Linked DNA regions of Homo sapiens: region 2 is linked to region 1. The links are chromatin loops, found by intact Hi-C in ENCODE. Cell type or tissue: IMR-90. All regions are shown on one strand. Links, peaks and the distances in the headings refer to the core of each region. The heading gives the core; the rest is flanking DNA. Region 1 overlaps GLIS3 (GLIS family zinc finger 3). Region 2 overlaps GLIS3 (GLIS family zinc finger 3).

What was found. Hi-C counts contacts between places; a loop is a spot of excess contacts. Peaks named below come from ENCODE experiments on the same cell type or tissue, not always from the same donor. Only the 100,000 strongest peaks of a DNase experiment are listed, where the experiment ranks them.
Region 2: it touches region 1 in a loop (9-fold over the local background); 4 of 110 quality-filtered maps call a loop at or near these places.

What each region holds. Positions count from the first base shown.
Region 1 is chr9:3,962,178-3,965,099 of GRCh38, forward strand. All of the region lies in intron 4 of GLIS3 (GLIS family zinc finger 3), which reads right to left. Among named protein-coding and RNA genes, the nearest start is that of GLIS3-AS1, 65 kb to the left of the region's middle. In IMR-90, for the core only: no CTCF peak of the experiment used is centred there; DNase peaks (open chromatin) are centred at 444 and 1,324; H3K27ac peaks cover 1,010 bases.
Region 2 is chr9:4,224,539-4,227,460 of GRCh38, forward strand. All of the region lies in intron 2 of GLIS3 (GLIS family zinc finger 3), which reads right to left. Among named protein-coding and RNA genes, the nearest start is that of GLIS3-AS2, 73 kb to the right of the region's middle. In IMR-90, for the core only: a CTCF peak has its summit at 1,419; a DNase peak (open chromatin) is centred at 993; H3K27ac peaks cover 196 bases.

The DNA.
Region 1 (2,922 bases), core at 292-2,791:
TCACTGCACTTCATCTTGGGGAACAGAGTGAGGCCTTGTTTCAAAAAAAAAGGAGAAGAAAGAAGAAAATAGCAGTATCAAAGAACTTTTGTTCTTTTCTTCCTAAAAAGATGCAACCCTAAATAGAACTGAGTTTAGAATAATTGGCTGCAACTAAGTTTTCTTGGTGGTAGTATAGATTAGACACAATGACACTTTCTTTAAATAATAAAGAGAGGCTAGAAATACCTGGTGCCCACACTCATGCCTCACTAGTTTCTTCCCCAGCAATCTTAATTTTCTCTTTTTAAAGGGGGTACCAGTTCCCTAATGAAAATTAACACTGTAAGTGTACATCTGGCAAAAGGATTAAATCTCTTGACAAAAAGCCAAGTCGTTGGTTGTTTACTTATATTTATTCAAACAAATCTGTAGGCTCATAGTTTGTCACTGATGTCATGCCTTTGAGCAGTTTTTTGTTTGCTTTTTGTTTGAGAAGAGATTACAGGATGGGTTGAGGAGAGTAAATAGGGAGAAACAAGAGAAAGGGGGGAATGTGAAGTCCAGAATTTCATGGGAGTCACAGATTCAGCTGAGTGCTAATGATGTCATTTGGTCTTCACTCTAGCAAAAGGGATCCCCCACCCCGAAACCCTGCACTTTCAGGAGGAGTAAGCTAAAAACTTGGCAAATGGCATAGTAACGAAGTCCTGAATTGGCAGCCAAGATCTGGATGTGAATTTTAAGTTGTTTTCTCCCCAAATGTCCAACAAGATCTGCTGTGATTTAAGGGGGGGGGGGGGAGAGAGATTTATTGAGGTATAAAAAGCCACATTTCAGAGTTGCCAGTGCTAATCAATAACTGGAATTTGACAAAAGACCATGTTAGGCTCAAAAACGAAAAGGACACACATATAAAGGCAAGTATAATTACATGGTATAAATAAGGGAGAGGTTGCCAAAGACTGCATGTTGCCAAGTGCCTCAAATATTCATGTTCTTTGAAAGACTTATTTTTGTGTCTACGGAGGATGAATAAACCTCACTTAAAAAATAAGACTCTTCCCAAACCTTTGCTCATTTCTGGAACTGAACCCTTTTGCAGGTTCTGAAATGTTTAACTTTGTTTTTCATTAATTCGACATGTTCACACATCCCCTGCACTTCTGGAGCTCTGAACAAAACTGGCAGTGAGAGTATGCTGGAATATTGAAGTGACGACTGCTCCCCCAGTATCACTGGCCCTGCTGGAGATGTGCCGCTTGTTCTCATAAGACATTAGGGCAAACTCTGCATCCTTCCGAAGTCTGAGTTATCACAGGAAACTGAAAACTTTTGGTGCTTGGCCAAGTGGCTTCCCATCTCCCAACTGTTAGTGACTCAGCCAGAGTAAAAGTCAGCTCTGTGCACGGGGACCATCCTCTAATGCAGAGACCAAATAAGAGGAAAATTAAGTGCTGAATGATAGAAGTTTCCTCTTTGACTCTCAAAGCAGGGAGGTCATTTAAAAGTTAACTTCTGCTTTGTTCTTCAGCTTTAGAAATGCAGGTAAAGCACAGATTGGGTTCATTGCCAATCCAGATTGATAATCTTATCGTGAGGCTGAAGTGGCGTCAGGCCTCACCGAGACACCAAGGATGATGGTTCCTGGTACAGAAACTGTAAATAAGCCCTTCGGAGACAGTGCTGGCAAGGGCCTTCCACATCACTTGAGTCAGTTTCATGTTTCATTTCTGAATCTGATTGCCATGAAACTACAGTGAACCAGACACTATATTCCACCGGTTAAACTGGACACTTTTTCCAATCTGTGATGGTGCACGCACTGCTTCATGCTGCCATGCATGTTCTGAGTAAACAACTGCGTCCCCGCACACTAACTGGTAGAAGTTCCTGGTAGCTAGAGGTATTTTCCAAACAGACACCGAGAGAGTGCTGGGCTGCAAAGTATCATTGCTGGCCCAAGCCATTAGCTTCAGGGAGAGGATGTATTATGTTTACCACAGATTGATGGGACTAATTTACAGAATCATCATAAATGCTATGTATCTCCTCAGTCTCTCACATAGCCTTTTGTAGACAGAAAGATAAATCTGAAGCTCGGAGCAAGCTCATTTAATTTTCGCCTGACAGCTAGTAATAACAGAAGCATCTTATAAAAGTTATGTTTCAATGAAAAAAATCTATTACTGGGCGTACAAAACACACTTGCATTAATTACATTCTCTTTGCACTGTATTTAACAAAAGGTCAAGACGTTACCCCCCCAAAAAGGAACAAATGAAGAGAATTCTACCTATCTGAAATTTTCTTTTCTAATTTTCCAGGAATTCAATCACACACTCTGTCCTTTAATTAGTTACTACATTTAATTAAATCTGATGTTCTGAAGATGACTAGCCAGAAATATGATCAGACATATAACAAGGATCAATTATTCTCCAGCAGATGATATTTCTATATTTCTAAATTTGCCTGTGTCTAGAACATACCTTGCCTGTCATGCTGGAATACTGGAAAAGAGTAAGACACAGGGACAGAATTTTTTCATATTTTGTCTTCAAAATTGGTATCAGGTGAAATGATTTATAATAGCAAAAGCCAATACCTTTTATTTTCAGTGTTTCTGGGCAGTAGTAGGACATGAGTGTGAGGTAATGCTTTTTAAGGAAATTATGGTGCTCAAAAATTGTAAATAGTGAAGGTTATCTTAAAGAGAAAAGAAATGTTCCTGAACTAAGAAAATCTCCAGCAGGACATGGAGCTAAGGGTATTGTTGCCTGTTTGAAGTCAGATACAAATAACTCTATTCTAAACTTAGTTCCGTTAACTACCAATTGTGTGATCTTGGACATAAAAAAAATAGCAATATGAAATAAAATACTCTGAGGGCCACAGTTTCACAACTGTCATGCTTGAAAATGAAAATAAGAAATCTCTCCT
Region 2 (2,922 bases), core at 130-2,629, 260 kb after region 1:
CTACACAGCTGATTGTTTTCTCACCGCATTGGCTACAGGAAAATCCAGAACCAAATCTCTGGCACACCTCTAGCAAATGGAACAGGGCTTACGAGACGCATTTTGAGTCCTAACTTCACCCTTTGTTACATCCCACTTTCCCTTCTCCTATTCCCCCACTTACCTGTTTTTCATCTTTTTCTGTTTTTTTTTTTTTATTTCTATCTTTGAAAGCTGCTTTTAACTGTTTTTGGAACAAAGGAAGTATTTCAAGCTATTTTCATTTACTGACATCAATGTTGAACAGCAAAATCATTCTTTTAGTGACTTGCACTTTTCAAACACTGTCAATATACCAACCAATGTAATGTTCTGGTATACATAATTCTATGCCAAGATTTAGATCACGATTATCACTATGAGTATCGTTATCATTACTACAATATTTTTAAACTATAATAATATACTATTTATATAGATCTTCCTACTATTTTTCTGGTAAGCCTTCACATTTGCAATCTCATTTGACTTGCACAATAATCACACGAGATAGTTAAGCAGGCATTATTACGGCTGTCTTCATTTCTACAGATAAGGAAAATGAGCCTCAGAGACGTTAAGGAGCTTGCCTATATATACAAAGTTGGTAAGTTAATAAGATGAGACCAGTTTTTTTCTTCTAAGTCTTGCATTTTCCCCTACAACTGCAAAAGGTTGACTCTCATATACTTCGCTCTTTAAAATTTTGGCCTAGGACCTGTGACTCAAATGTTTTATTTAGTTGATTTTCTAAGTAGTATAGACCTGCTAGTCAAAATTATACAATTACTCTTTGGTAATGGAACCTCTGCATGATGAGAACTAGACAGCCAAGACACTGGAAAATTTTTTAACCATTAGAAAATGCATGAGTAATTTATTTCCTCCATTGGAATTCAGTGATGGCATTAAGAAAACTCATTCCTGCAACCTAACGAGGAACATAAATGCTTTAATGTGGTCTGCTAAAGTAGTCACACAGAGTAAAACTGCCTCTTGAGTCACTATAACTAGTAAAACCATTTAGTAGTAGAAGATGAAATTTAGACAAGGCAGGCTAAAGAGAAAAGCTAACTAACTGCTTCTTAATGATGAGCTCACGGTACTTCAACCACATCTAAGGGAAAGAATCATGAAGTTCAAACCATATTAATTTCCAAGTCATTGACATTGCTAATGTATGAGAGGGTGAAATGTTGACAACTTGAACTCTTGAGACCTTGAATAAACCAGAGTCTATTCATCCTACGAGTCATGAATTTGAGAAGTAAGGGGAAGACTGCATATGCAATTTTTCTGAGTTTTAATTTCTTCAGGGGAAATGAGGAAGGAGAAGGTCAAAGCAACCCACAACATTTTCTAACTCAACATTCTATGAGTGCAAGAACACTTATTAGCGCCACCTACCTGAAACGTTATCATTTTAACACTGGCCAGATTTTTAAAATATTGCCATGTAATATGTGGGTAATAGGTAATGTTCCAGCACATTTAAATCGTTATTCAGGAATCTGAATATTTTCCTTTAATCAACTTCAAACATACGCTGGTTTAAATTACTAATTCCTGCCTCTGAGACAGTCACATTCACAAAAGTGACTCTTCTCAACAGATAACGTATTGGATACTCAAATTAATTCTGCTTTCCAATATCTTGACAATAAGAAGGAACAGAAGTAAACTGACCTCTTGCTTGGTTAATTATTTTGTTCTTATTTAGATATAGCCTGCATTCTTCCCAACTAAACTATAAAACTCCGTAAAGATAGGTCCATATACATCTTTTTAACAACTTCATACTCAGTATTTCGCATGTTGTCATTATAATAAATATATGTTGAATAAATGAAGAAACTACCAACAGAGACAACATCTGAAACTCAAACAGAAAGACGAGCTCCTCCCAAGAGAAAGTTAGGGTGTGCTATGCTTTGGCTCAAACTCCGCCTCACAGAAACAACCCGACTATGCCTAAGGGGGAGGGAATGGTAAGGTGGAGCTAAGCAGAGGTAAAGATAAGAAAATGATATGGCTTCCTGCTTCCTTCTGAAGTAGAACTCTATAGCATTGCTTCAAAGTTTGGAGATAGCAAGGTCTCAAGAGAAAAGCCAAGTCTCCTTAGCTGGCTACTCCTTATCTGTGTGACCTTAGGCAAGTTACTTAATTCTCCTGAATCTTGGTTTCCTCTACTGAAAAATGAGTAAGGAGTAACAATATTTATCACATAAGAGCTGTTGGTGAGGACGAAAAAGACAGTGGATGCAAAGTTATCTGTTTACACCATGGCCTCAGTAAGTGGTGGCAATTATTATTAATTAGTTTGGAGTAAATTCCTGGAAAACTGACCCATCCAGTTTTAAAGGGAATCAGAATTATTCATGCTTAAGAGGTGCATAGCTGATCTCAGCCATATAGAGATAAATCTGGTGAGAACTAGCAACAGGAGCATCCTGGGAAGGAAAACAAGAGTTCTTGCATGCAAGGGGGAAGCCTGGTGCAGGGAGCGGTCTGTGGAAGAATGACACAGCAGTTCTGGGCCTTTGCTTTGCAGATGGGCACGGGCACAGAAGGAGGCACTGGAGCCTCAGGTCTTGCTGCAGCAACTGGCAACCTAAGCAAGCACCCCTAGTTTTCTCTTCCTCCCTCGGTTGGGTGTTCCATCCTGAGGCAGGTTATTTTACCCCGTCCTAGAAAGACAGGACAGAATTTGCCACACTCCTAAAGATGGTTCTGGGTCACGTTATGTTACCAAAAAAAAAAAAAAAAAAGTAAGTAAGTTACGCCCACACAATGATAGCCTTGAAAGGAAAATTAAGAAAAGCTACCGAAGGTTTTAAAGCAGGACTTATGGAAGAGGCAGTGACTTTCAGATTGTATTGATCTCTCTGATATGGAGCTCCATCC